Regions from separate parts of the Homo sapiens genome. Here region 2 is linked to region 1. A link is an interaction called in ENCODE POLR2A ChIA-PET data of the cell type or tissue named here. Cell type or tissue: CD4-positive, alpha-beta T cell. All regions are shown on one strand. Links, peaks and the distances in the headings refer to the core of each region. The heading gives the core; the rest is flanking DNA.

Region 1 (15,642 bases), core at 4,142-12,141:
TCAGGACATAGGCATGGGCAAAGACTTCATGACTAAAACACCAAAAGCAATGGCAACAAAAGCCAAAATTGATAAATGGTATCTAATTCAACAAAGAGCTTCTGCACAGCAAAAGAAACTATCATCAGAGTGAACAGGCAACCTACAGAATGGGAGAAAATTTTTGTAATCTGTCCCTCTGACAAAGGTCTAATATCCAGAATATATAACGAACTTAAACAAATTTACAAGAAAAAATCAAACAACCCCCTCAAAAAGTGGGTGAAGGATATGAACACTTTTCAACAGAAGACATTTATACAGCCAACAAACATATGAAAATAAGCTCATGATCACTGGGCATTAGAGAAATGCAAATCAAAACCACAATGAGATACCATCACACGCCAGTTAGAATGACAATCATTAAAAAGTCAGGAAACAACAGGTGCTGGAGAAGATGTGGAGAAATAGGAACACTTTTACACTGTTGGTTGGAGTGTAAATTAGTTCAACCATTGTGGAAGACAGTGTGGTGATTCAAGGATCTAGAACCAGAATAGCATTTGTCCCAGCAATCCCATTACTGGGTATATACCCAAAGGATTATAAATCATTCTAGTATAAAGACACATGCACACGTATGTTTACTGCAGCACTGTTCACAATAGCAAAGACTTGGAACCAACCCAAATGCCCATCAATGATAGGCTGGATAAAGAAAATGTGGCACATATACACCACGGAATACTATGCAGCCATAAAAAAGATGAGTTCATGTTCTTTGCAGGAACATGGATGAAGCTGGAAACCATCACTCTTGGCAAACTAACACAAGAGCAGAAAACCAAACACTGCATGTTCTCACTCATAAGTGGGAGTTGAACGATGAGAACACTTGGACACAGGGAGGGGAACATCACACACCGGGACCTGTTGCAGGGTGGGGGTCTAGGAGAGGGATAGCATTAGAAGAAATATCTAAGGTAGATTACAGGTTGACAGGTGCAGCAAACCTCCATGGCACGTGTATACCTATGTGACAAACCTGCATGTTCTGCACATGTATCCCAGCACTTAAAGTATAATAATAATAAAAAAGAGTACCTAAAATGTAGTGTCTTAAAAAATTTCTGGTATACAATATTATTAACTATAGCCCTCATGCTGTACGTTACATCTCTAGACTTATTCATCCTACACAACTACAACTTCATACCCTTTAACCTACATCCCCTCATCTCTCCTCCTCCCTTCTCCCACTGCCTCTGGTAACCACCATTCTACTGTGTGTTTCTACGTATTATACTTGATCTTTTTCTAGATGCCACAAATAACAGAGATCACGCAATATTCTTTTTTCTGTGTTTGTCTTATTTCACATAACATAATGTTTTCCATGTTCATCCACATTATTGCAAACAAAAAAACCTCCTTTTTAAAGGCTGAATAATATTTCATTACGTGTGTGTGTATACACATGCTACAATTACTTTATTCATCTGTCAATGGACACTTAGGTTGATTTGATAACTTGGCTATTGTGAATAATTCTGTAATGAACATTGTGAGTGCACATATCTCTGAGCTGCTGATTTCATTTTGTTTGGGTATATACAGAAGAGGGATTATTGATGGGTCATATGGTAGTTCTGTGGATTGAAATAATTAATATTGTTAAAATGCTAATGCTGCCTAAAGCAAGGTAAAGATTCAATGTGGTCATTACCAAAATTCCAACAGCATTTTTCTCACAAAATAAAAAAAAGTTCTGTAATTACTACAGAACTACAAAAGGCCTGAAACTGAGGACAGTATATATATTGATTTTTTTAAATCTGATGACCAAGAAAGCTACTAAGTGACTAATGGGTGGGTAGCATATGTGGTGTGGATAAGCTGGACAAAGGGATGATTCGCATCCCAGGTGGGAGGGAGTGGGAATGCTCGAGATAGTATGAGATTTCATCACATTACTTAGAATGCACACAATTTAAAACAAATGAATTGTTTATTTCTGGAATTTTCTATTTAATAATTGTGTGTCACAGTTAACCATGGGTAACTGAAACTGCTTAGAGTAAAACTGAGTATCAGGGCATTACTGTACCTAGGATTGGAATTACTGGAATATGTGGTAATTCTATGTTTAACTTTTTGAGGAGCCATCATACTGTTTTCCAAAGCAACTGCACCACTTTACATTCCCACGAGCAATGCATAAGGTTTCCAATTTCTCCATATCCTCACCAACACTTACTTTCCAATTTTTAAAATTATAACCAGCATAGTGAGTTTAAAGTGCCATTTCATTGTGGTCTCGATTTGCATTTCCCTTAATGAATAATGTTGTTGAGCATCTTTTTATATGCATATTGGCAATGTGTATATCTCCTTTGGAGAAATGTCTATTCAAGTCCTTTGCCCATTTTTATATTGAGTTGCTTTTTGTTGCTGTTGGTGTTTTAGGGGTTCTTTATAATTTCTGAATATTAATTCCTTATCAGATATATGATTTGCAAATATTTCTCTCATTCTAGAGGTCATGTTTGCACTCTTCTGATAGTGTTCTTTGCTGCACAAAAGTTTTTAATTTTGATGAAGTCCAATTTATCAATTTTTTCCTTTGGTGTCATATCCAAGAAGCCATCGTAAAGTCCAATTACATGAAGCTTTTTTCTCACGTTTTATTCTAAAAGTTTATTAGTTTTAGTTCTTATGTTTAGGCCTTTGATCCATTTTGGGTTGATTTTTGCATATAGTGTAAGGTAAAAGCCCAATTTCATTCTTTTGCATGCTGTTATCCAGTTTTCCCAGCACCATTTGTTAAAAAGGCAGTTCTTTCCAAAGTATTGACTTTTAAAGTTGACTTTAAGATGACTCTTTTACTTTCTCCAGGTTGATGGCTATTTTTCTTAAAATTTGTAAGAACACTTTATATATTAAAGACATTAACCTTTTGTTGCATTGCTGCAAAATTTTCACCCAATTTGTCTTTTGCCTTTTATTTTTACTTATAGTATGTGTATTAGTCTGTTCTCACGCTACTGATAAACACATATCTGAGACTGGGAAATTTAGAAAAGAAAGAGGTTTAATGGATTTACAGTTCCATGTGGCTGGGGAAGCCTCACAATCATAGTGGAAGGCAAGTAGGAGCAAGTCACATCTTACATGGATGGCAGCAGTCAAAAAGAGCTTGTGCAGGGAAACTCTCATTTTTAAAAACATCAGATCTCGTGAGACTCATTCACTATCACGAGAACAGTGCAGGAAAGACCCGCCCTCATAATTTAATCACCTGCCACCAGCTTCCTCCCACAACATGTGGGAATTGTGTGAGTTACAATTCAGGATGAGATTTGGGTGGGGATACAGCCAAACCATATCAATATGTGGTAGAATGTTTAAATTTTGTCCATAAACAAATCTGCCACTTTGTGGTTTTTGCTACTGGGAAAATGTTTTAAAATAGTATTCACATTCCAATATTTAAAAAATATATTCTCCTCTGATCCCTTATAGTTTTTTAAAACATTGTTAATGGACTTCAGATATTAAAAAAATGGATTAATGATAATCGATGGTTCTTGACACAGTATTATTGGTCTATTTATGTCATTTCCTTTTTAAATAATATAACAAATACATGTGAACCCATCACCCAACCCAAAACCTAGTACATTACCAATAACTCATATCTACCTGTGGTATCTTTTCTATCCCATTCTCCTACCTCCCTAACAGAAGTATCCTGAGATTATATCAATACTTCCCTTGCCTTAAAAAGTTTTATCTTATATGTATGTATGAACAGACAATATACTGTTTACTTCTGCTTGTTTTTGAACTTTATAAATTGATATTAAACCATATACTGTCTTTTAAGAATTGCTCTGTTCACTCAATATTTTGGTATTAAGATCTGTCCATTGTGTTGCATTAACTTGTAGTTAATTTTTACCTGAATAATTAATAGAAACAAGCTAGGTGCACTGTGAGTATAAGAGTATTTGAGTGAAAGAACAGCATGTGTGATGGCCCTGGGATGAGAAAAAGCATACCAAATTTGAGGAATTATAGAAAAGAAGGTCAGTGACTCTGGTGTCCTGAGGCCTGGAGGAAGGGTGACAGAAGACAAGTTAGGAGAAGCAGCCAAGGGATAGATCATACAAGGCCTTGTAGGCCATGGTAAAGATGTAGACTTTTATCACAAGTGCACTGGAAGACATTATGCAGGGTAACGACATGATCTGGTATGCAATTACTAAAGATTAATCTGGATACTTACAAACAGTTGATTGAGACAGGTGACAAAAATTCAATCTTAAGGTGTTGCAATTATTGTCCCCATTTGACAGATGTGAAAACTAAGCCTCACAGAGGTTAAGTAACTTTCCTGTATTACACAGCTACTACATGACAGAACCATGATATACAGAAACGTAGTATGACTTCAGAGCTTGCTTTTTTAACAGTGATACCACATATGGATCTAGAGTTTAGAGGGGTTTGGTTTTGGGATATAAAGTTAGGAATTCATCGGCTTATATTTAGAGTCACAGGACTGTATGAGATCACCTAGGGAGAGAATATAGACAGAAAAGAAGTTTAAGGAGAAGCCCTAAGGTACTCTAATATTTAGTCTTTGGTAGAAGAGGAGAAAAGAAGACTGAAAAGGAGCAGCCAGTAGGATAAGAGTAAAACCATGGATTTTTCACATAGAAGTTAAGAGAAAAAGGCTGCTTCAAGAAAGTAGCAGTGATCGACTACTCCAAATATTGCTGAAAGGTACAGTGAGTTAAGGACTGAAAAGTAACTATTTGATTTAGCAACATGGAGGTAACTGGAGACCTTCAAAAGAGCCATTTCATTCATGAAGTCATGAAGAAAGAAGGCAGGTTGGAATGTATTTAAGAGTAAATGGGTATTCCCAGGAAGTCTGAAGTCACCCCAGGAGATGGAATCCACAGGAAAATTTCAGACTAGAAGCTCCTTAAGGGGAAGAAATGAGCCATCTAACGTCATGTGCTTGGAACCTAGCAGCTTTTTCTATGTAATAGTGTGCAATAATTTATTTCTTGAACCTAACCGAATTAGATGTGACTTCTGTCCCCATCCTCAGGGAATTACATTCTAGTTGGGGAGGTAACAAAAAAATATAGCATGAGTGGATGAGGTGTTTTCTGTAAATGCAATCCAGACTACATATTAAATATGACCTCAAAATGGGTGTATAATCCTGAAGCCAAAACCATTTTGTAAGATACTTGGAAAACCACTCTTAGACATTTAGGGATAATCAAGAGCTTTCAAGTGTTGCCTTAACCAGAGGATAAATACTCTATTTAACTATGTACTCTTGCCATGAACTCTTAATCATTTCTTCTTTAGCAAGGGTTGCAAACTAAAATGCATACACAGGCCAAACTGGTAACAAAAATAAGTGAAATGTTCAGGTGAGGGCTGTAATAAGCTGACGAGATCATGGCACTTCTAGAGGGGCCAGGCACTGCTGATTTCCGACAGATTGACAGCACTCTGGAAAATAGGCTTAAGGATGAAAACACAGATTTTCATATATCCCTACATTTTTCAATGTTGATAATTTATTCAGTCAACACCTGCACAGGCACACATGCACACACACATATACATATACATTGCAGACAAACAAAATTTATCTGCTGGCCAAATTTAACTTATGGACTGTTGGTTTGTAACCTGTATTGTATAGCAATTTCCACAATTTTCAGGGTTGTCTCAATTTCAACCCAGTCTTAGCTTGCCTGATGCCAAATACTAAGCCCCTCTGCATCATCCTTACAAATAACCCTGCCTTGATTCTCAGAAATAGTGTAAAAGTTCTCTAAAACTTAAAGCACAACAAAATAAAATAAAATAAAATAAATTAGCCAGGCATGGTGGCGGGCGCCTGTAGTCCCAGCTTCTCTGGAGGCTGAGGCAGGAGAATGGCGTGAACCCAGGAGGCAGAGCTTGCAGTGAGCCAAGATTGCCCCACTGCACTCCAGCCTGGGCGAGAGAATGAGACTCCATCTCAAAAAAAAAAAAAAAAAAAAAAAAAAAAACCCCAAAAAACACACACACAAAAGTTAGAGAAAGGGGAAATTTATTGAAAGAGTCCTTTCTTTGCCTATGGTCCACAGTGCTTAGCATTGTGCTGAGAATATAACCATGGTATCTGTCAAAACTCCCTATAATATTATGCTCACGTATAAGTAGCAGCCTAGTAAAAGCTGCCTGGCATTCATGGCTAGAGGTCCAGAGATTTGGGCTGAGTAACCTCTATGAACAGGCAGATAGTTAAGGTTAGGACACAGTGGGTATAAGCAACCAATGACATGTTAATGACAGCTCAAGACAACCCTGAAAAAAAGATTGTTGTCCTCCTAAGTTTTCTCTTGTTGAGACTAAATAGCCCTATACTCTTCTAGTGGTGAAGGAAAATGGCTGCTTCTTATGACCCTGTATCAAGGTCATAGTTTACAAAATTGCTTAAACCACCCTTCTTGCTTTATGTAACCAATGCTCTTAATTTTATTCTTCCCTTCATCTTTAAATTAAGAACACAAGTCAACCATCAGCTATCCACTGCCAACCCTAAAAGCTAACCTGAAAGCACACTTCTACTATGTCACTGCTCCAATCATGTTGCCAACTCAGCCCAGAGGCAAGATATTCAAGCAGATGTTCTAAGGAAGAATAAATAGGGGAAGTAGTTCATATCAGGTGTGTATTTCTTTCTTGTTTTCTGTTTTGATTTGTTTATTGTTTACAAACAGATATCACCCAGATAAATCCCTGATGATATTGCCTTTAATTGTTCTTTCAACAAATTTTTATTGAGTCCCTACTATATGACACCCACTGTTCAGTATGCTGTGGATAGAGCAATGAGCAAAATAGATGATGTCCCTGCTCTTACTGAGCTTATACTCTAGTGGGAGACTTACTTTGTCACAGAAACAAACACACAGATTAAATTGTGATCTGTGCTGTGATAAAAATAAAATGAGATGAGGTCATAGAGAGTGCCTGGATTGTGGGAGTTACCTTAATCCACATGGTAAGGGAACGCTTTCCTGAGATGTGTAGGATATTGGAGCCCACCATGGGCATAATCAGACAGAAGGAAAAGGAATGCAAAGGCCTTGAGGTGAGAGAGATCTTAATATATTGCAATGAAAAGGAGGTCAGCATAGCTACAGCAGTGTGAACAAGGTGTTTACAAATCAAGTCAAAGAGACAGGCAGGGGACAGGTGGATCTTGAGGGCCTTGTTGATAATATAAGACAATCTGGATGCTAACTGCAATGGGAAATGACTGAAAGGTTTTAAACAGAGGTGCGACCTGGTCAGATTTGCCTTTTAGAAAGACTATTTGTTTGCTGGCTGTTGAACAGATTTTAGCAGGGCAGATGTGGAAGAAGGGTCACCAGTGAGGACACTCTTCTAGCCATCCATTTGGGAGATGGTGATGGTCAGGATCAGGGTCAGGGTAGTAGTAGTGGAAAGGGTGAGAAATGGTCAGATGCTGAACACACTTTTAGGACAAAGCTAACGGGATTTCCTCAATAATTGGATGAGACTTGTGAGAGAAGAATCAGGGATGGCTCCAAGATTTTTGGCCTAAGCAACCAGGTATTGTCATTAACTGAAGGGGGGGATGGCATTAAACATGATTTCTCATGGGTCATTCTGGAGTTCCAGTTATACCTGTGGGATGGAACCTCAGGGCCCTTCTCTGACTTTGAGCTGCCTAGTTATGAGGTGGGGCGGTAGTAAGGGACTGCTGTTTGGGTGAATTAGAGGCATAAGGCACATTTCTGGGAATCACCACCCTCTCTCCCTTCCCCTTCCCCATTCTAGTCAAAAAACATGCAGACTCACACAGATGAGAGACAGAGAAGACTGAGCATCCCAGGATAGGCAGAAGGAAGAGTCCCCAGAAACTCTAGAGCTGTTGTAGCCACTTCAGTCCAAAGACTGCATGGGCGTGGGCGGCGCCAAGGGGGCGTCGCAGAAACTTTCTTAGGGATCTGGCAGCCTAGGGAACCAGTTTTACCGGAAACAAAGTAATGAAAAGAGATGCGGTGGGGTGTGGCGGGGCCTGCCCCCTGCCGGAAGAAGTTTGGGTGCAGCCCAGTATTCAAGCTCCAGGACAAAGGGGGCGGGGAGGCCGCCACTAGCAAACAACCTCAGCTTCATAAATCCAGCAGAAAGGTCCGGGGTATTGTTGAAAAGGTCGGAAGGACCAAGATTATGTCCGCCAGCCTAAGTGGGACGAACAACCAAGTTGTGCGATGCAGCTTTAAAGGGGCTGGTGATTGACAGAATGGTGTAGTAGTAGATGGGGTGGAGCCGCTGGGTGGGGTCGAGACTGGCAGCTGAGAGATACCAAAAGGAAGAAAAAAGAAAACCATTGCTCTTGATATTGCTAATGCCGGGGGAGGTAAGCTAACGAGAAAGTAGGGAAAAGGAAGGTTTTAGAGTTCACCTCCACTCCTTCCCCTGGCTAACACTCTTTACACTCTTCTGCCTTCCCTTGAGATAATTAAAATAGACTGTACACCGGCCCTAGTCGGTGCCCATTCCCCCTAACTCTTCACTCAACTACGTGTGTAGTCCGAGGGAGTGAGGACCCCGGGTCCAAGAGCTCAATCCCGGCCCCGCCCCGTCGGCCCAGGCCCCGGGGCTGGGAGGAGAGGATGCCTTCGGAGGCGCAGAATCCGAAAGTAAGTTCCTTTTATTTTGCCTTACCAACTGCCACCTCCCACTCCACCTTCCTTTTATCACCCTCTCTGGGCGGCGAAATAGCCTCTTTCAAGGAAAACCTTTCAGGGTGGAGCAGAGTGGGGTTGGTAAGAAGGGGAGGGGAAGGGAGGTGGTGCTTTAGAGCCTAGGGGAGCTACCACGGGCGGGACAGGCGCGCTCAGTTCGATGGCTGTGTGGTTGGATCCTTGATTTCTCCTCCAGGTATTAGAGCCTCGACTTCCTCCCTCCTGGCATTCTTTCTTTTTATCACCCTGCAGCAACCCTATCAGGTTGCCTGAAGCCTCTAGCTGTGAGCTAGGAGGGCTCCATCTTGCCTGGCTTCTTAAAGGGACAGTGCACTATTTAACTGGAAATTCAATTATGAGAAGGGTGGCAGTACCTCTATGTTGGAAGGAATTTGTGTGGCGAGGACAGCTTTTTCTTACTCAGACCAGCTTCCATACTTGGTTCTAATATCCGTGTGGTTCTTAGGAGGTGCACCGTGGGCAATGTTGCCAAGTTACACATTAGTTAACTGCAGCCAGTTGACTGCTGTTTTAGCTCAAAGGGAAAATTTCCATTTCCTGAAAGGCGCCATGGCAGTGCAGGTATCTTGAACAAATTCATTCTACAAATTTTATTGAATGCCAGGTGCATTGCCTGTGGCTGATCACACTGCTGGGAGGTTTGTGTAAAATGTCAAGGCCATGCAGAGTGTTGTCAATGACTCCCTTTTTAACTGATTAGTAGCCTTCCCAGGATATGGAGACAAATGTTGAATTTGATTCCAACATTTACCAAACATTTCTTACATGAATGGCTCAATGGTTCACTTTTATTGTCTTCTGTTCAGTACCAGGTGTCCATATGCTCAAAGCCAAGTGACTGGGAATTCCAGCTAGAAGAAATAGGAACTCAAATCAAAATGGCATGCAGAGAGGAAAGAGCAGGAAACTTCAGTAGGAAAGCTAATGCCACTTTGGCGTTATCCATGTCCAGTAAGGGAGATTGTTTTGGGAAAGAGGGCTTCACCATCTCCCTTCCACTGTTAAAGAAGAGCTGGTGTGGCAGAAACTTGTTAGAAAGGGTCTCTTATGGACCAGTGACATCTCTTACATATTTGTCTCTCTTATGTTTCTGCACAGGGAGGGTGGCAGGACTGTGGATAGAGCCTAATGATACTCCACAGGTCGAAGAGATGAAAATATGTTTGAGGTTTTAGGGTTCATATTTCACTCTGTAGGTTTTTGTTTGGTCAATGGAATGCCACAGTTCCCGGTGCTCTGCAATTTCCTTTGTTTTGAGTCCCTTCCTAGTTCTTACTCAGCGGTCCAGGGTAGGGAACTGTGACAGAGCAAGGTATTGACACAAAATTACATTGTGTTATTATATTCATTCATTCATTCGTTCATTCATTTGACAATTACATACTGAGAATCTACTCTGTATCATCACCACACAAGACTCTGGGGAAAATATGCCTTCTTGGAGATTATATTCTAATGAGGAGGTGTTGGTGGAGGGGACTAACAAAAAACAATGAACATATACGTTGAGTGGGGATAAGATAGGAGAAAAGCTACAGGGCATGTGGAATTGGGGTGATTTTAAAGAATATATCTGAATGAAGTGAGGGAGCCAGCCGTGAGAATACCTGAGGGAAAGGTGTTCTAGACAGAGGAAGTAGCAAGTGCAAAGGCATGGTATGTTCAAAGAATAGTAAGAAGGTCAGTATCACTGGAGTGGACAAGAGGAAGAGTGCGGGATATAAGGTCAGTGAGATAGAGGGGGCTAGATCATATGGGAACTTGTAAAGACTTTGACTTTTATTCTGAATGAGACAGGAAGTCACTTGTAAAAAAAGAAGTAACAATCATTCTATTTGAAATTCTATTGCATTAAAGAGAATGAATCTTGAATTATTTATCTTATACAATCAAGATGGATTGTATTTTTATGTTTGGAATCTAATGCTCCTTTAAGAAAAACTTAGTAAACTTATTGCTAACTTGTTCATGTCAATTAATACAATTTAATTTCATACCAACCATTGTTTTATAAAATAAATATCTGAAGAAGGTTTCAAATGCACTTGAAACTACTGTTGACAGCACAGAGGTTAGAGATGCTGACCCCACACAGTTGAAAATCCATATATAACTTCTGATTCCCCAAAACTTATCTACTAGTAGCCTACAATTGACCAGAAGCCTTACTGATAATATAAACAGTTAATTAATATACATTTTGTAAGTTATACATATTATATACTGTGGTCTTATAATAAAGTAAGATAGAAAAAAGAAAACGTTTAGAAAATCGTAAGCAAGAGAAAATATATCTACTATTCATTAAGTGAAAGTGGATTATCATAAAGGTCTTAATTCTTGCCATCTTCATGTTTAGTAGATTGAGAAGGAAGAAGAGCAGGGTGTGGTCTTGCTTTTTCAGGAGTGGGAGAGGTGGAAGAAAATCCATGTATAAGTGGACCTGCAGTTCAAACCTGTGTTTTTCAAGGGTCAACTATACTTAAATACAAAAAGTCTCTTCAATGTACTTCAACAAAATATATTACAATAAATTTATTAGCACTAGAAAAAGTCTCATCTGCTTTAAGGAAATATTACAAGATTTTGTAGCACTCTTTGTCAAGAAATTGTGAAAATTATTTGCTTGGAAACCTTTTTTTAAACTTTCCATCCTGCTGGCACACATGATTCCTTTTAAGTTGTGCACTGTGCTTCCCCCAAGTCCTTCCCAGTGGGAGCTTTAAGTATAAAACACCTCATTAGCCTCAGGGAACTCAGAAGGAGAGAAGAGTGCGAGGAAGGGAATTGAGAGAAAGAAGAAAAAAGCCAAGGAAGTCCAAACAGGACAGTGCACTAAGAACAAGAACAAGTCACACAAATACAAAGTTTTAACCCCTCTGTTCCATACATTGAAAGTTCCATTCATTTCTGGCCTTGAAATTTCCACTTGTCCTTGTGACTCCCTTTTAGAGATAAGGTAGGTGTGCATGTTAGATGTGTGTGTAAAGGGAGACTTGTGGATTAGTGTAGGCTTCCCCTAAAACAATTCTTAACCTTGGCCACACACTGGAATCAGTTGAGGATATTTTAAAAATACTGATAACTTTGTCCATCCTCAGAGATACTGATGTAATTGGTTGGGGCACAGCTTGGAAGATGGATTTTTAAAAGAGCTCCCTAGGTAATTCTAATGTGCAGTAAAGGTTGAGAACCACTTGCTTAGAGTTGAGGTTGTCTTAGTATGGTGCTTGGACCAGCAGCATCAGCATCACCAGGGAACCTCTTAGAAATGCAGATTTTCAGGCCCTACCCCAGACATACTGATTCAGAAACTCATACTGATTGTGATAAAACAATCAGTACTTTTTTCATACACCATCTGGGTGACCTGGATACACACTGAAGTTTGAGGACTACCTTAGAGGTTAGAGGTTCTCATTTTTTTTCATTCCCAATACACCTAAGGAATATAACACACTCCTATTAGTAACAGAGGCTCACTGTGCCCTGTTTGTGAAAGGTGGAGAAGGAATATGCCTGTTCCCATCCCATATCAGAATCCCCATTCCCATTCCCTACTGCAGAATTTACAATCACTGTTTTAGAGTATATGGCTTTTTAAATTATATGCATTATTTCCTTTAATTTCAGCACTCAAGTTTCATGCATCACTTCACTTCATCCTCACAATAATCTTGTGAGGTAGACACTATTATCATTGCCATTTTATAATTGAGAAAACTGAGGCACAGGAAAGAAAGTACCTTATCCAAGATCATACAGCTAGTAAGTGTAAGAGATCCATCGTCTCCTGTACTTTCTAAGTTGTTTCATCAGTTAGGTTCCTTCTCTCTTATTTTCTTAAATTTCTTCTTATTCGTTGATTTTCCCACTCATTCAGCCCTATCCACCTAACATTGCTAACATATATTGAAGACCTCCTTTGTATCAGGCCCCTCTATTGAGCATGTTACAGATATCAATGTATATAATGTTCACAGCAGTCCTATTAAGTAGATACTATTATTTTCCTCATTGTTCAGTTAAGGAACTTGGGGCACAGCAAAATCAAGCAACTTGCCTAAGCTTACACAGCTAGTAAGCGGCAGAGCTGAGATTTGAACCCAAGTGTATGAAGTCTGTGCCTGACTATTATGCCATACTACCTAATCTTAAGCTTACAAGCACATTTTTTCCCTTCTCTAAATCTTTCTTTGAACTCATTTAAATTACCACTCCCATTTATTTTGTGCAGTTTCCATTTAAACCATCACTGAAACTGTTCTTGCCAAAGTTACTTAATGATCTGTCATGTTCAGTGCTCTCTCTTTAGATCTTCAGCCTTCTTGCCTCTCTACTACATTCAAGGCTGTTATATCTGACCTAGTTTATTATAATAGCTCCTTTATTGTTCTCTCTGCCTCCAATCTGTATGTCCTTTGCTATGGGTTGAATTGTGTTCCCCAATATATGTTGGAGTCTTAATTCCTAGTTTTTCAGAATGTGACTATTTGGAGACAGGGTCTTTATAGAGGTAAAAATTTAAAATGATCTCATTTTATTTTTTTATGAGATCATTTTAACTTTATTAAATTAAGTGGGCCCCAATTCAATATGACTGGTGTCCTTATAAAACAGGGAAATTTGGATACAAAGACAGACTCACACATTGGGAATATGATGTGAAGAGACATGGAGAATACAACCATCTGCAACCCAAGGAGAGGCCTAGAACAGATTCTTCCTTCACAGCCCTCAGAAGGAACCAACCCTGCTGACACCTTGATTTCATACTTCTAGCCTCCAGAACTGTGGGACAATAAATTTCCATCGTTTAAACGAACCAGTTGGTGACACTTCGTCATAGCAGCCCTCGGAAATGAATACAGAGTAGAGGGGAAAGGTTATTCCAGGCAGGAAGAATCTTATTACCAGAGGCAAGTAATGGGCATTAACATAATGTGGGTTGGAGAAGAACAGGGTAGGGTTAGAGAAAGGGTGAGTTTAAGAGAACTTTTTCTTGTGGTGGTAATACATATGGGGTAAAAGCAGTGGCTGGAAAAACAGCAAGGTTAAAATTCTTTCTCCTAGTGTTTCAGGGAAATAGCTAAGTTTCAAAGAATATTATCTAGCTAATGCCTCCTAATGCTAAAATGGCCTATATTTTGTTCCTTAGAAAGCTGAACTTAGGAATAACTCTCTGAGCTGGGAACATTTTACTGGTCAGTGATGGCATGATACATATGTAATGGACAGAGAACATGGAAAGGGGTTCAGAGTACATTTTTACAAGAATAATAACTCAAATATGATCTGCAGCTTTGGTTTAATTAAATCTGGTCATATATATTAACCATTTCCACTTATGTAAGGCAGATGGCTTTTGAAATGGGGAAGCAGCATTCAGTTATTCATCCCATTTATTTGTTCAATATATATGCCATGAGAACCCTCTATGTAGTCAGCTCTGTGCTACAGCCTGGGTATACAAAAATCTGAGACCTCAGTCTTGCCCTGGAGCTCAGCTGGGAGACAGACAAAACTCTAGCTAACATCTAACATTTCTTGATTACTTAATATATGCCATGGACCATACTAAGAAAATTCACAATAGTTATGCTCACTTTTTAGATAAGGACACTGAGGGTTAGAGGAAAGTTGAGTCAACTTCAGGAGAGGAGTTTTGGCAAACTTGCCAAGTGAGAAAGTTATTAATATGAGCAAGTAAAATGTGGGTGATTTGTGGGGTTAGACGGTCAGAGAAGACTTGCTAGAGGAGATGATATTTGAGTCTTGAAGGATAAATAGGAGTTTTCAACATACACAAGTTGAGAAAGAAGGAGCATGGCAGATGGAAGGAACATTATGTATAAATCAATGGAGACACCAGAGATATGCTATGTTCAGGAAATAGTGTTTCATTATGGCTGACACATAAGTTGGTGGCAGGAAAAAAGACTGGAAAAGTAGGCACAACCCAGGAATCAACCATAAATAAGAGTCTCTTATTTTTTATAAGCACGATATGAGGAACACTATACCCGAAAGCTATTCTTTACTATTCAAAACATTAGAGATTGCATAAACAGCTGCTTTCAGTACTGTACACAGAAATTAGAGGGATTTTTTTCACTGAGGGTCAGTCAATGAAGACCAGAAAAATTACTGGGACCAGAAGGTAGACAGAAACCTTAGGACTCAAAAATCATTGTTGATCAGGGAGAAGGGATGAGACTGGTACTTTGTGGGAGTCTGGACTGGTAGAAATGATTACTAGTCAGAGTAGTCAAAGCAATAATAATAATTTTAATAATACAGCAATAAATGTACCAAGTACTACTCTAAGCATTGAATTTACTATATCCATTTGATAAATGGGGAAACTCCAGTACCCCAAACCTCTGACAATAGCTGTAAAGAAACTGGGAATACTCTGCTAATAATTTGTAGAATTTGAATTTGAACGCAGATAGTTTGGCTATACAATCTACATTTTTAATCATTATGAAATATTGAACTAACTAGTCAGTAAGACCAAAAAAGGAAATAGAATCAAAGTGAGTCAGTAACTGTGGGTCCTGTTAAGCAGTGTAATGCAATGTACAAATGGGTACATATGAAAAAGATAAAAATAGATGAAAGATCTAAGAAGTAACATGTAAGACAGATTTTGCTGACCGAGGTCACAACTCAAGGGTTCACAAGTCACATTCAGGCCACAGATGTACTTGCCTTGAGCCATGTTCTTTTCAAAATTTGAATTAATTGCCAGTGTGTAAAAGGCAGATGATTTCACATAAAATAAGCTCACAGTTTTCTTGAAAAACTTGAAATGTGTGGCATCACTGGGCCTATACTG
Region 2 (15,642 bases), core at 3,051-11,050, 160 kb after region 1:
GTCTTGGAGGCTTTGTTTGCTCCTTTTCATTCTTTTTTTTCTAATCTTGTCTTCATGTTTTATTTCATTAAGTTGATCTTCAATCTCTGATATCCTTTCTTTTGCTTGATCGATTTGGCTATTGATACTTGTGTATGCTTCACGAAGTTCTCGTGCTGTGTTTTTCAGCTCCATCAGGTCAGTTATATTCTTCTCTAAACTGGTTATTCTAGTTAGCATTTCCTCTAACCTTGTTTCAAGATTCTTAGCTTTTTTGCATTGAGTTAGAACATGCTCCTTTAGCTCTGAGGAATTTGTTATTACCCACCTTCTGAAGCCTACTTCCTTCAATTCATCAAATTTATTGTCCATCCAGTTTTGTTCCTTTGCTGGTGAGGATTTTGGATCCTTTGTAGGAGAAGAGGCCTTTTGGTTTTTGGAATTTTCAGCCTTTTTGCACTGGTTTTTCCTCATCTTTGTGAATTTATCTGCCTTTGGTCTTTAGTGTTCGTGACCTTCAGATGAAGTTTCTGTGTGGTTGTTTTTTCTGTGGATGTTGATGCTATTCCTTTCTGTTGTTAGTTTTCCTTCTAACAGGCCCCTCTGCTGCAAGTCTGCTGGAGTTTGCTGGAGGTCCACTCTAGACCCTGTTTTCCTGGGTATTACCAGCAGAGGCTGCAGAACACAAAGATTGCTGCCTATTCCTTCCTCTGGAAGCTTTGTCCCAGAGGGGCACCCACCAGAAGGCAGCCAGAGCTCTCCTGTATGAGATGTCCCTGCTGGGAGGTGTGTCCCAGTCAGGAGACATGGGCGTCAGGGACCCACTTGAGGAGGCAGTCTGTCTCTTAGTGGAGGTCAAGTGCTGTGCTGGGAGATCCCCTGCTCTCTTCAGAGCTGGCAGGCAGGAATGTTTAAGTCCACTGAATCTGTGTTCACAGCCACCCCTTCTCCCAGGTGCTCTGTCTCAGGCAGATGGGAGTTTTATCTGTAAGTCCCTGACTGGGGCTGCTGTCTTTCAGAGATGCCCTGCCCAGAGCAGAGGAATCTAGAGAGACAGTATGGCTATGGCAGCTTCACCGAGCTGCAGTAGGCTCCCTATGTGTTCTAATAATGGTGGATACTATCCTTTCACTTCCAGGTTTATGACCTTCTATATATGTACATATATATCAATATATATATACACACACACATATATATAGAATGTGCATGTGTATATAATACATGTATGTGTATATATATGTATATACATATATACATGTGTGTGTATATATACATATATACATATATACGTATGTGTGTGTATATATATGTATATACATATATATGTGTGTGTGTGTATATATATATATATGCAGGATGCAGTCTTGTGTGGGTCTTCAAAATGGTGCCTTGTAGCTGCCTAGGACTCAGGAGGTATTATATTCTCCTGCTGAATTTATTATTTTATTATTGTGTAATACTTTTTGTCTTTTTGCCTTTTTTTTCTTTAAAGTCTGTTATTTAAGTACAGCTACTCCTGCTTGCTTTTGGTTTTCATTTCCATGGAACATTTTATTTCATCCCATTACTTTTACTAGATACGCATTTACATGTGAAGTGAGTTTCTTGTGAGCAGCATATAATTGGGTCATTTAAAAATTCATTCTGCCAGTCAATATCTTTTAAGTGGAGAATTTAACCTGCTTACATTCAAGCTTATTATTGATATGTCAGGACTTGCTTGTGTCATTTTATTAGTTGATTCCTCGTTGTTTTATATATTCTTTGTTTCTTTATTTTTCTCTATTTATCACTGGGGTTTGGTGATTTTCTGTAGTGGTACCATTTCAGTGCTTTCTTTTTATTATTTTTTGTGTTTCCTCTACCAGTGAGTTTTATATGTTTATGCGTTTTCATAATGGTGGCTATTGTCCTTTCACTTCCAGGTGTACGACTTTCTTAAGCATTTCTGGTAGGGGCATTCTAGTGGTGATAAACCCTCTCAGCTTTTGCCTTTCTGGGAAGGACTATTTCTCATCCATTTACGAAAAGTTCCTTTACTGGGTATAGCGTTGTTGGCTGGCAGTTTTTTTTCTTTCACCACTTGGAATATATTATCCAATTCTCTCCTGGCATGTAAGGTTTGCTGAGAATTTTGCTGTTAGTCTCATGAAAGTTCCTTTATATGCGCCTTTATGTGCATTTTTGGGGGTTTTTAGAATTCTCTCTTTGACTTTTTACAGTTTGACTGTAATGTGACTTGGGGAAGAAATTTTAGTTGTGTATATTTTGGAATTTCTGCTTATTATGTATTAGATATCTAAACATTTTGCTAGGCTTAGGAAGTTTACAGCTATTATTTTGTTAAATAGCTGTTCTATTTATTTTGTTTCCCCTTCACCTTCTGGGACATCACAATTTTGAATATTTAGTCACTTTATGGTGTCCCATATGTCCTGTTGACTTTCCTTATTCTTTTTAATTTTTTCCTGTTTTTTTCTGACTGGGTTATTTGAAAAGATCTGTCTTCAAGTTCTGAAATTCTGTTTGATTTAGCCTAGTTTTGAAACTTACAAATATATTTTTATTTCATTCAATGAATTAATTAGTTCCAGATTTTTTTATGATATCTATTTTTTGTAAATTTCTCATTAATATCTTAAATTGTTATTTAAAAATAATATCTGTTTTCTTGTATCTTTTTGAGATTTTTAATACCATTTTCAATTCTTTTTTAAGATTTCATAATTTTTTTTCATTGGATCTGTTGCTGGAAAGTTGTTGCATTCCTTTGGAGATGTTGTCTTTTCTTTGTTATATTTCTTGTGTCCTTATGTTGATATCTGTGTATCTAATGTACAAATAGCTTCTTTCAATTTTTTGAATTTATTTTCACAAAGATGGGTTTTTTTTAAAGATGGATTTATGTTGTTGGTTGGGTAGGGAACTTTGGGTTTGATTCTGGGTGTTTGCAGTAATATAGTCCTTGTATGAGTTATTTGACTGTAAACAGCAGTTATTGCTATGATTTCTTCAGTGGTTTATAGTGCAGTTGCTAATAGAGGCTGTTGTGATGTTTGTGTGTGGATGTGAATGCCAAGTATGCCTGTCTTCAGGCTTCCAATGTGGCAGCAGTGGATTTAGTGTGCCTAGTTTTGGGCCCCAATGACAGCAGGTCTAGGTAGGCTGATTTGTTGGACCCCAAACAGCTTGCTCAGGTACAGGCAGTTTCACCATTTGCCCAAGTGGGTGAGTGAGTCTTTGGGGCCTTGGGTAAAGGGTGTAGCATGAGTGATGGCAGTAATAAGGGCAGAACAACACTCTGGCTCCCAGGTGGTTTCCTCTAGTGTTGGTGGTTTCTGTGATATGCTGTGCACAAAAGTACTCAAGCTTGCAGTTTGTGTGGGTGGGTGCCAGCTGCAGTCGTGGCATGTTGGGTGTTCTTCAGTCTCCTAGGAGGAGTGCTCAGATGTCAAAGGTGATGAATGGGGCAGGGTGATTCCCAGGCCCCCAGATGTTGGCCTCAGGCTCTGCAGGGGCATAGTTGGGCCAGATGGGCCTGCTCTCAGGCCCCTCAGTGGTTCATGTGAGCACCGACTATGGTAGACAGGGGCCTGGATATGTGCAGTATGTGCAGGTTGGTGCAGCAGTAGTTTTGTTGCTTCCCTGATGCTCAGGAGGGTGAGGTTGCTTGCATTGGCAGCAGCACTAGGCATGCAGCTGGGGAGCATATACTTCAGCACCAGGTGATTTTTGCAAGCAGGGTAGCTTGTCTTCATTGCACTTGTACATGTGTGTTGGTCCTGCTACTGGGGGTAGCAGGCTCACTGTTAATGGTTCCTGCTTTAATCCTGTTGGCACTAGCCAGCAGTGGTACCTGGATGTGGGTGGAGGATATCAATTAGGCTCCAAGGATGTGAATATACAAAAACTGTTGAGACCTAAGGCAGGATGCAGTCTGATGGGGACTAGACCTTCCAAATGGTGCCTTGTAACTGCCTAGGACTCAGGAGGTGTTTGGGACACAGAGTGAGCTTCTTCTGTGGAGCAGTGTCACAATGTGTTCTCCAGGCCACTCCCTACATTAGTCTCCAGGCCTACAAGGGCCAAGGGGCTTTACAATGGTTAGGATTGCAGAAGATCATGCTGGGAATTTGGACTGCTGGCAGCCTTTCACTTTCCATTAACTGAAGATCCTTTCCAGGCTCCAAGCCAATTCTGACCAAGCAGACTACCTTGCTTCTCTCTCCTCCCTTGCCTTAAATGTTTTCTGTCTTTTTTCTGTTAAATTTCAGCATTCTGTCTTAGGTGATCTCTTCAAGATGATACTGTCTACTCACTAATTTGGTTTTGTGTGGTAGAAGCTTTAAGGTGGCTGACTAGAGGCATCCAGTACTCACGTCTTCCATTCGTCTTTGTGGAGTACGTGAGTACCAGATGCCTCTAGTCAGCCATCTTAAAGCTTCTTCCCAAAAAAATTTTGAAATCCCCTTGAACTCTTGTAGCCAATAGGTCAGGCCTATTTTTTTACATATCAGATTTTTGTTATTTTTCATTTGAATAGTGTCTAGGAACTCAGAATGGTTTTGGAAGCTTTTAATCTGAGTAATTGGGTCATTTTTACCTGCATGAGAGGCAGTGCCTAGATGGTAGACTAGAGGCAGCTCATGTGTGCTGTTCTCAAAGAAAGGAAACAAAAGGGCTAGTGAGCACTAACTCTGCAGGTTGATCTTCTGAGAAACCAGGTCAGGATCCATCAATGCAGCAGGGGAACACAGAGAGCAGAGGATCAAAGCTGGTCAACAGCCAGCCTGGACTCAGCAGAGAGCCAGGAGAACCTCTCTAATATGAGAAAGAGTGAGTGAGAGCACCTAGGGAGATTCACACTCCAACAGGGACCTGTGCAAGACTAGGAATGGGAGAATCCCCCTTCCCCCGTCCCCCTCCTACACTTCTAAGACTGAGGCAGAAAACTGTTCAGACTTTTTCACAGGCAACTCTCGAGTCCAAGGGGACTTCTACAAGCCTTGGGCCCTAGAAAACACCAGCACTTGCACCATAGCTCCAATAGAGGCCAAAGTGGCAGTATCTGGGAGCAGTAAGATTGCTTTACTTCCCCTTGCTGGAAGAGGCTCAGCACCAGCTTCTAGCCTAGCGGTCCTACTTTGGCTTGAATTCGGCCAGCTATTTCACCCACCTTGCCAATGGTAGCCAAAGTGGAAATGCCTGATATAGCCTTCAGCCTCATGGTCTCCCTTTTGTGTGAACTCAGCTTTAGGGTGAAGCCTCCTGATGTTCTAGGAGACATTCTGACAGCAGGGCACATGACCCCATCCAGCCACACCACTGATAGCCAGAATGTCAATGCTTGCTAGAGCTTCTGGCCTAGTGGTCTTGCTTTTTTGTGAACTCAGCTGGATGGTGCCACTTCCTGTTGTCCTGGAAAATACCCGGATGGCAGAGTGTGTGACCCCACCTGCCCTGCCACTGGAAGCCAGGTGGGCAACACCTGTTAGAGCTTCTGGCCCGACAGCCCACTTCTGTTTGAGCACAGTTAGAGGGTGCAGCTTCCTGTTTTACCAAGCAACACCTGGATGGCAGAGCACATGACCCCACCCGACTCTGCCACTGGAAACCAGGTGAGCAACACTTCCTAGAGCTTCCTGCTCAGTGGCCCTGATTCTGTGTGAACTCAGCTGGAGCACACAGCTTCCTGTTGTTTTGGTGAACAACCAAATTTTGGAGTGTATGATTCCACCCACTCGCACCACTGGCAACCAGGCAAGCAATGCCTGCTATAACTTTTGCCCCAACAGCTTCGTTTCTGTGTAAACTCAGCTAGAGGTCACAGCTTCCTGTTGTCCCAGGAAACACCTGGATTGCAGAATGTGTGACCCCACCCACCCCTGCCAATGGTAGCCAGGCAAGCAATGCATGCTAGAGCTTCCAGCACAGCAGCCCCGCTTCTGCGTGAACTCAGCTGGAGGACACAGCTTCATGTTGTCCCATGAAACATCCAAATGGCAGAGTACATGACCCTGCCTGCCCCCACCACTGATAGCCATGCAGGTAATGCTTGCTAGAGCTTATAGGCCAGCAGCCCTGCTTCTTTCTAAAGTCAGGTGGAAGTCCCAGCTTTGTTATCCTGGGAAACACCTGGTCAGCCATGCACATGACACTCCACCCACCCTGACCACTATTAATGAAGCAGGTAACACCTATTAGAGTTTCTAGCCCAGCAGCCTCACTTCTGTCTGAACTATGCTGGCATGCACAGCCTCCTGTTGTCCCAGGAACCACTCAGATGGCAGGAGAGGTGACCCCACCCACCCATGCCACTGACAGCCAAGTGGGCAATGCCTATTAGAACTTCTGGCTCAGCTGTCCTGCATCTGTGGGAACTCAGCTGGAGTGTGCAGCCACCTGTTGTCCTGAGAAACACCTGGATGGCAGGGTGCATGACCCCACTGATCTAATCCCTGCCACTGAGAGCCAGGAATGCAATGCCCACTAGAGCTTCTGACCCAGTGGCCCTGCTATTGTGTGAGCTCGGTTAGAGGGTGCAGCTTCCTGTTGTCCTGAGAAACACCCACCCTGCTGTCCCCCACTACTAGTAGCCAGGTGGGATATGTGTATTAGAGCTTCTGGCCCAGTAAGCCCGCTTCTGTGGAAACTCAGCCGATGGGCACAGCCTCCTTTTGTCCCAGGAGGTACCCAGACAGTAGGGATGGCATCCCCACCCACCCCCACTGCTGGTAGCCAGGTGAGTCATGCCTGATCGAGCTTCTGGCCCAGCAGTTCTACTTCTGCCTGAATTTGCTAAGGGGTGCAGCCCCCTATTGCCCTGGAAACACCCAGATGCCAGAGCAGTCAACTCCACCCACCCCCATCTCCTGTAGCCAGATGTGCCACATCCCCTAGAGCTTCCAGCCCAGCAGTCATGCCCGGCTTCCTGCCCAGCAGTCTTGCCCGGCTTCCTGCCCAGCGGTCTTGCCCAGCTTCCTGCCCAGCGGTCCTGCCCAGCAGTCCTGCTTCAGTGTGACGATTCCTCAAGGATCTAGAACCAGAAATACCATTTGACTGAGCAATCCCATTGCTGGGTATATACCCAAAGGATTATCAATCATTCTCCTATAAAGACACATGCACACATATGTTTATTGCAGCACTATTCACAATAGCAAAGACTTGGAGCCAACCCAAATGCCCATCAAAGATAGACTGGATAAAGAAAATGTGGCACATATACACCATGGAATACTATGCAGCCATAAAAAAGAATAAGTTCATGTTGTTTGCAGGGACATGGATGAAGCTGGAAGCCATCATTCTCAGCAAACTAACACAGGAACAGAAAACCAAACACAGCATGTTCTCACTCATTAGTGGGAGTTGAAAAAGAACACATGGACACAGGGAGGCAAACATTACACACTGGGGCCTGTCGGGGTGTTAGAGGGAAGGGAAGGGAGAGCATTTGGACAAATACCTAATGCATGTGGGGCTTAAAACCTAGATGATGGGTTGATAGGTGTAGCAAACCACCATGGCACATGTGTACCTATGTAACAAACCTGCACGTTCTGCACAGGTGTCCCAAATCTTAAAGTAAATTTTCTTAAAAAAAGAAAAAGAGAGAGAGAGAGTGTGGTACATATAAACCATGAAATACTATTCAGCCATCAAAAGGAAAGAGATCATATCCTTTGCAGGGCCATGGATGAAGCTGGAAGCCATCATCCTCAGCAAACTAACACAGGAACAGGAACCCAAACACTACATGTTCTCACTCATAGGTAGGAGTTGAACAATGAGAACACATGGACCCAGGGAGGGGAATAACACACACCATGGCCTGTTGAGTGGGGGCAAGGGGAAGAAACTTTGAGGACAGGTCAATAGGTGCAGCAAACCACCATTGCTCATGTTTACCTATGTAACAAACCAGCACGTTCTGCACATGTATCTTGGAACTATAAGTAAAATAATAAAAAAAGAACATGTGGTGGTTTTTAAATATCTGAATGTATCTAACTAAATACATTGGCTAAGTAAATATAAGGTAGTCACATGTAAGCCTGATGCTCATGTAAGAAACAGTATCCTATTATGGCACAGACTGTATTGGGAATATATGCATCATTTACTCTAATAGGAGACAGCTAATTTTATGTTCCTCTAGTATACAAACATCCTGTGAAGAGTGAAATAGTTTTTCAAAGCAGGCTGAAGTGCCACTGAAGAGAACAGACTGAGTATAATAGATAACCTAGATATTAGTGTCTTTCATATTGGCCATGGGATTGGCCAATAGCTCATAGGATTGTAATAACCTCAGCAGAAGCATTTTGATGTCATAAAGTCAAGGTCTAATTTTTCAAGACTGAATTTGAGATATGAAGGAAACTTAATTACCAGAAGGTAATTAAAGGTAATCTACCATTTGAAGTATTAAAAGACAAAAAAACTATTAAATTTTTATCAGCGTAATGAGGTAGAAGATTCAGCAATCAGCTAAGTTCAGAGTAGTTGCTATGGAGTGGGAAAAATGAGCTCTTTTATTTTCTTTAAGTGGCATAAGAAGATCACAGGGGTTCAAAATAATAGAAGGAATATAAAATAAATTATATTAGTGTTCTAGGAGGTATCAAAATGTAATTATAGACAAAACTATCAGTAAAGCAAAGAGACAAAAAAGGATGTTGAAGAATGAGAAAATTAATTTTGTTCATTGTCTTCGATAGAAGCTTTTCACTTCTGAAGTCAGCAGCTTGTGCAGGATTTTTAATAATCCTCAGTTTAAATTATTTTAGTGGAATAAAGTCTAGTAGTCATTTAAGTGAAGAAACATGAATCCCAGGATCAACACTAGAGTTTTACTGATATGTAAATGAATAAAACAGTACCTAATTTGGTCACTTCAATTGAAGCCCAACAACAGTTTTTCTTTGATGCCTTTTTCAGAAGACCAAATCTCCAGGATTGTGAATCAATCAGAGAATGTTTAGGTAAGAGTTTTGAAAATGTTCCTTGTGTTTGTTGTAAATAAAGCTGGAGATATCATTTGAGTAGTATGTATTATTCTGTCATTAGCCTGTAATAGACTAGAATACAGGATTGGAAGTGAAATTTCTCATGACACTGCATGAGACAGCCTGTTAATAACTCATAAGGAGATAACTTGTGGGTCCTTAAGAGGTATGAAGTTACTTTTAGCAGATAAGAATGACTTTTTGTGCCTTGGAAGTTTGAGGGTTACTACAGTTTTGGACAGTTACATTATTACAATTTCACTAATTCTCTTTATTCTTCCTGAAGTTTCTGGGTGAAAAGGACAGTCGAGATTTTGAGTTAAATGTAAGCTGCAAAGAGCTCTTTAATGTTAAATAACAGTACCAGAGAAATGTACCTCCTTGCTAGTGGAGTGATAAGTATGAATTTTCCAATTTGGAAATACAAATAATCAAGAACTTTTGATTAAATTTAAAAATCATTACATTTTTAGTTTAGCAGCAAGAAAAAGCCTCAACCAGCTCCAAGAATAAACAACAATAACTATAATGTACTTATTTTCCATTTGGAAGTATTCAAATGGTACCTGAGGATCTGTTACCAGTCAATAGTCTATATTTGCAGTCTTACTAGTATTGTGTTATTGGCAGGTAGATTAGCTCTTCAAATCATCCTTGGCAGTATCTCTTAAAATTCCCCCGCTAATATTAGTTTAATGTTGTGGCCATTATATCTCTACTATCTTGGGCGATATATTTACGCTTTTATCTTTTGTCAGCTGATAAATCCATGTGAAAGCAACTAATACAGACTTCTAAATTGACTTTATTACCACAAGAAGCTTAATTTTTGTAAAACATTCATTCTGTAAAAAATTTATTCTGGTGAAATATATATAACAAAATTTTGGCATTTTAACCATTTTAAATGTACAATTCAGTAGCATTGATTACATTTATGTTGTACAATCATCACTACTATCTATTTCCAAATGCTTTTAATCATCCCAAGCAAAATCTGTCGCTCTTAGGCAATAACTTTAACTCTCCCTTCCTGCAGTTTCTGGTAAACTCTAATCTACTTTCTGATTCTATGAATTTGCCAATTCTAGATATTTTATATAAGGGGAATCATACAATATTTTTACATTTGCATCTGGCTTATTTCGCTTAGCATTTTTTTTTTTTTTTTTGAGACGGAGTCTCACTCTGTCGCCCAGGCTGGAGTGCAGTGGCGCGATTTCGGCTCACTGCAACCTCCGCCTCCCGGGTTCACGCCATTCTCCTGCCTCAGCCTCCCGAGTAGCTGGGACTACAGGCGCCCGCCACCACGCCCAGCTAATTTTTTGGTATTTTTAGTAGAGTCAGGGTTTCACCGTGTTAGCCAGGATGGTCTTGATCTCCTGACCTCGTGATCCGACCGCCTCAGCCTCCCAAAGTGCTGGGATTACAGGCGTGAGCCACTGCGCCCGGCCAGCATTATGTTTTTAAGATTCATCCATATTGTAGTATGTATCATAAATTCATATTTTATGGCTGAATAATATTCCATTTTATGTATATAACACATTTTGTTTATCCATTTTTCTGCTGACAGATTTGCGTTGTTTCCTCCTATTGCTCATTGTGAGTAATGCTGCAGTGAACATTGGTGTACAAGTATGAGTCCCAGTATTCAATTATTGTGGTTGTATGCCTGGAGTGCAATTGCTGAGTCACATGATAATTTTATGTATTCCCTTTTGAGGTACTACTATATTATTTTCCACAGTGGCTGCACCATTTTATATTAACACATATATAGACAAGGGCTCCAATTTATCTGTATCCTTACCAACACTTATTTTCCATGTTTTTTGATTAAACCTAAGTTGGTGAGTGTGAAGTAGTATCTCATTGTGATTTTGATTTGCATTTCCATGATGACTAATGATGGCTTTTTTTTTTTTTTTGGAAAGAGTTTCACTCTTCTCGCCCAGTCTTGAGTGCAATGGCACGATGTCAGCTCACTGCAACTTCAGTCTCTCCAGTTCATGCGATTCTCCAGCCTCAGCCTCCCAAGTTGCTGGGACTATAGGCGTGCGCCACTATGCCCAGCTAATATTTTGTATTTTTAGTAGAGACGGGGGTTTCACCATGTTGGCCAGGCTGGTCTCGAACTCTTGACCTCAGGTGGTTTGCCCACCTTGGCCTCCCAAAGTGCTGGAATTACAGGAGTGAGCCAACGCGCCTGGCAGTGATGTTTAACATTTGTTCATGAACTTTTTGGCCATTTTTATTTCTTCTTTGGAAAAAAATCTTCTCAAGATTTTGGCCTATTATTGGTCTGTCTTTTTGTTATTAAATTGTAGGTATTATTTACGTATTCTGAATATTACAGCCTTATCAGATATGTGATTTGAAAGTACCCTCTTTTTTGTAGATTGTCTTCTCCTTTTTTGATAATGTACTTTCATGCACAGAAGCTTCTAATTTTCATGAAGTCCCACTTTTATATTTTTTTCCTTTTTTTGCCTTTTGTCACCTTTTGGTGTCATATCGAAAAATACATTGCCAAATCCAAGGTCATGAAATTTTACCTCTATGTGATCTTCTAAGAGTTTTATGTTTTAGATTATATATTTAGGTGATTGATTTCTTTTAATTAATTTTTGTATGTTTTCAGATGGTGATCTGACATCATTTTTTAATATGGAAGTCCAGTTTTCTTAGTACCATTTATTGAAAAGATTATCTTTTTACTATTGAATACCCTTGGAACCCATGTCAAAATTAGTTTATCTATATATGTTAAGGGTTTATATCTCAAATATAAATTCTAATTCAGTGGTCTATATATTTATTTCTATACCAGTAACACACTCTTTAGATAATTGGACCTTTTTAGTAAGTTTTGAAATTGGGAAATATGAATCTTCCAACTTTGTTCTTTTTCATGATTATTCAGGCTATGTAAGGCCACTTTCAATTCCATATGAACTTGAGGGTTAGCTTATCCATTTCTGCAAAACAGTTGGAATTTTAATAAACATCACATTGAATCTGTAGATTGTTTTGGGTAGCATTGACATTTCAATGACTTACATTTTCCAATCTATGAATGCAAGAAGTATTTCTATATTTTAGGTATTCTTTATTTTTATAATTTTTAATTTTTATGGGTATTTAGTAGGTGTATATATATATGGAGTACATGATGTGTTTTGATAGAGGTATGCAATGTATAATAATCACATCATGGAAAATAGAGTATCCATCCCCACGAGCATTTATATTTAGGTCTTCTTTAATTTTTTCAACAATTTTGTTTTCCCTTTCTAATTTTCAGAGTGTAAGTCTTTCATTTCTTTTGTTAAATGTATTACTATATATTTCATTCTTTTTGATGCTATTGTAAAAGGAATTATTTTATTAATTTTAATAATTTTCTTATATAATCTTAAATTTACAAATTATTCATTGTGATTGTATAGGGATACAACCTATTTTGCATGTCAAACTTGTACTTTGTAACTTTTCTGAATGCATTTATTAGGTAGAGTAGCTTTTTAAATTTTTTTTATTTTTAATTTTTCTGAGTACATAGTAGGTGTATGTATTTATATGGCACATGAGATGTTTTGATACAGGCATATAATGTGTAATAATCGCATCATGGAACATGAGATACTCATCCACTCAAGAATTTATGCTTTGTGTTACAAACAATCCAATTACACTCTTTTAGTTATTTTAAAATATACAATGTAATTATTGACTGTACCCACTCCATTGTGCTATCAATTAGTAAGTCTTATTTATTCTTTCTATTTGTTGATACCCATTAACCATCCTCACCTTCTTCCACCAACCCCACCTACCCTTCCCAGCCTCTGGTAACCGTCCTTATACTCTCTGACTCCATGAGTTAAATTCTGTTAATTTTTAGATCTCACAAATAAGTGAGAACATGTGATGTTTTTCTTTCTGTGCCTGGCTTATTTACTTAACATAATGATCTCCAGTTCCACCCAGTTGTTGCAAATGACAATGTCTCATTATTTTTATGGCTGAATAGTACTCCATTGTGTATATATGCCACATTTCCTAAAAACCATTCATCTGTTGATGGACGCTTACATTGTTTCCAAAATTTTTTTTATTATACTCCCCCCACACCAGAACAGTCCCCAGAGTGTGATGTTCCCCTTCCTATGTCCATGTGTTCTCATTGTGCAATTCCCACCTATAAGTGAGAATATGCAGTGTTTGGTTTTTTGTTCTTGCGATAGTTTATTGAGAGTGATGATTTCCAATTTCATCCATGTCCCTACAAAGGACATGAACTCATAATTTTTTTTTATTATACTTGAAGTTTTACGGTACATGTGTACAATGTGCAGGTTAGTTACATATGTATACATGTGTGATTCTGGTGCACTGCACCCACTAACTCGTCATCTAACATTAGGTATATCTCCCAATGCTATCCCTCCGCCCTCCCCCCACCCCACAACAGTCCCCAGAGTGTGATGTTCCCCTTCCTGTGTCCATATGTTCTCATTGTTCAAGTCCCACCTATGAGTGAGAATATGCGGTGTTTGATTTTTTGTTCTTGCAGCAGTTTACTGAGAATGATGATTTCCAATTTCATCCATGTCCCTACAAAGGACATGAACTCATCATTTTTTATGACTGCATAGTATTCCATGGTGTATATGTGCCACATTTTCTTAATCCAGTCTATCATTGTTGGACATTTGGGTTGGTTCCAAGTCTTTGCTATTGTGAATAGTGCTTCAATAAACATACGTGTGCATGTGTCTTTATAGCAGCATGACTTATAGTCCTTCGGGTATATACCCAGTAATGGGATGGCTGGGTCAAATGGTATTTCCAGTTCTAGATCCCTGAGGAATCGCCACACTGACTTCCACAATGGTTGAACTAGTTCACAGTCCCACCAACAGTGTAAAAGTGTTCCTATTTCTCCACATCCTCTCCAGCACATGTTGTTTCCTGATTTTTTAATAATCACCATTCTAACTGATGTGAGATGATATCTCACTGTGGTTTTGATTTGCATTTCTCTGATGGCCAGTGATGGTGAGCATTTTTTCATGTGTTTTTTGGCTGCATAAATGTCTTCTTTTGAGAAGTGTCTGTTCATGTCCTTTGCCCACTTTTTGACGGGGTTGTTTGTTTTTTTCTTGTAAATTTGTTTGAGTTCATTGTAGATTCTGGATATTAGCCCTTTGTCAGATGAGTAGGTTACAAAAATTTTCTCCCATTTTGTAGGTTGCCTGTTCACTCTGATGGAAGTTTCTTTGGCTGTGCAGAAGCTATTTAATTTAATTAGATCCCATTTGTCAATTATGGCTTTTGTTGCCATTGCTTTTGGTGTTTTAGACATGAAGTCCTTGCCCATGCCTATGTCCTGTATGGTAATGCCTAGGTTTTCTTCTAGGATATTTCTGGTTTTAAGTATAACGTTTAAGTCTTTAATCCATCTTGAATTAATTTTTGTACAAGGTGTAAGGAAGGGATCCAGTTTCAGCTTTCTACATATGGCTAGCCGGTTTTCCCAGCACCATTTATTAAATAGGGAATCCTTTCCCCATTTCTTGTTTTTCTCACGTTTGTCAAAGATCAGATAGTTGTAGACATGCAGCATTGTTTCTGAGGGCTCTATTCTGTTCCATTGATCTATATCTCTGTTTTGGTACCAGTACCATGCTGATTTGGTTACTGTAGCCTTGTAGTATAGTTTGAAGTCAGGTAGCGTGATGCCTCCACCTTTATTCTGTTGGCTTAGGATTGACTTGCCGATGCAGGCTCTTTTTTGGTTCCATATGAACGTTAAAGTAGTTTTTTCCAATTCTGTGAAGAAAGTCATTGGTAGCTTGATGGGGATGGCATTGAATCTATAAATTACCTTGGGCAGTGTGGCCATTTTCATGATACTGATTCTTCCTACCCATGAACATGGAATGTTCTTCCATTTGTTTGTATCCTCTTTTATTTCATTGAGCAGTGGTTTGTAGTTCTCCTTGTAGAGGTCCTTCACGTCCCTTGTAAGTTGAATTCCTAGGTATTTTATTCTCTTTGAAGAAATTGTGAATGGGAGTTCACTCATGATTTGGCCTCTGTTTGTCTGTTATTGGTGTATAAGAATGCTTGTGATTTTTCTACATTGCTTTCGTATCCTGAGACTTTGCTGAAGTTGCTTATCAGCTTAAGGGGATTTTGGGTTGAGACAATGGGGTTTTCCAGATATTAAATCATGTCATCTGCAAACATGGACTGTTTGACTTCCTCTTTTCCTAATGGAATTCCCTTTATTTCCTTCTCCTGCCTAATTGCCCTGGCCAGACCTTCCAACAGTACGTTGAATAGGAGTGGTGAGAGAGGGCATCCCTGTCTTGTGCCAGTTTTCAAAGGGAATGCTTCCAGTTTTTGCCCATTCAATATGATATTGGCTGTGGGTTTGTCATAGATAGCTCTTATTATTTTGAGATACATCCCATCAATACTTAATTTATTGAGAGTTTTTAGCATGAAGTGCTGCTGAATTTTGTCAAAGGCCCTTTCTGCATCTATTGAGATAATCATGTGGTTTTTGTCTCTGGTTCTGTTTATATGCTGGATTACATTTATTGATTTGCATATATTGAACCAGCCTTGCATCCCA

The links. Peaks named below come from ENCODE experiments on the same cell type or tissue, not always from the same donor. Only the 100,000 strongest peaks of a DNase experiment are listed, where the experiment ranks them.
Region 2: POLR2A ChIA-PET joins it to region 1 with 18 read pairs; 2 of 35 experiments call an interaction of 5 or more read pairs at or near these places.

What each region holds. Positions count from the first base shown.
Region 1 is chrX:55,900,066-55,915,707 of GRCh38, forward strand. It overlaps a transcript of KLF8 not described here. Among named protein-coding and RNA genes, the nearest start is that of RRAGB, 190 kb to the left of the region's middle. RefSeq lists enhancers at 9,088-9,157, 9,218-9,277. In CD4-positive, alpha-beta T cell, for the core only: CTCF peaks have their summits at 8,058 and 8,257; a DNase peak (open chromatin) is centred at 8,116; H3K4me3 peaks cover 1,586 bases; H3K27ac peaks cover 514 bases.
Region 2 is chrX:56,062,840-56,078,481 of GRCh38, forward strand. The region is part of intron 1 of LOC124900486 (a long non-coding RNA gene); the gene reads left to right. It also overlaps a transcript of KLF8 not described here. Among named protein-coding and RNA genes, the nearest start is that of KLF8, 160 kb to the right of the region's middle. RefSeq lists an enhancer at 3,425-3,684. In CD4-positive, alpha-beta T cell, for the core only: no CTCF peak of the experiment used is centred there; no DNase peak of the experiment used is centred there.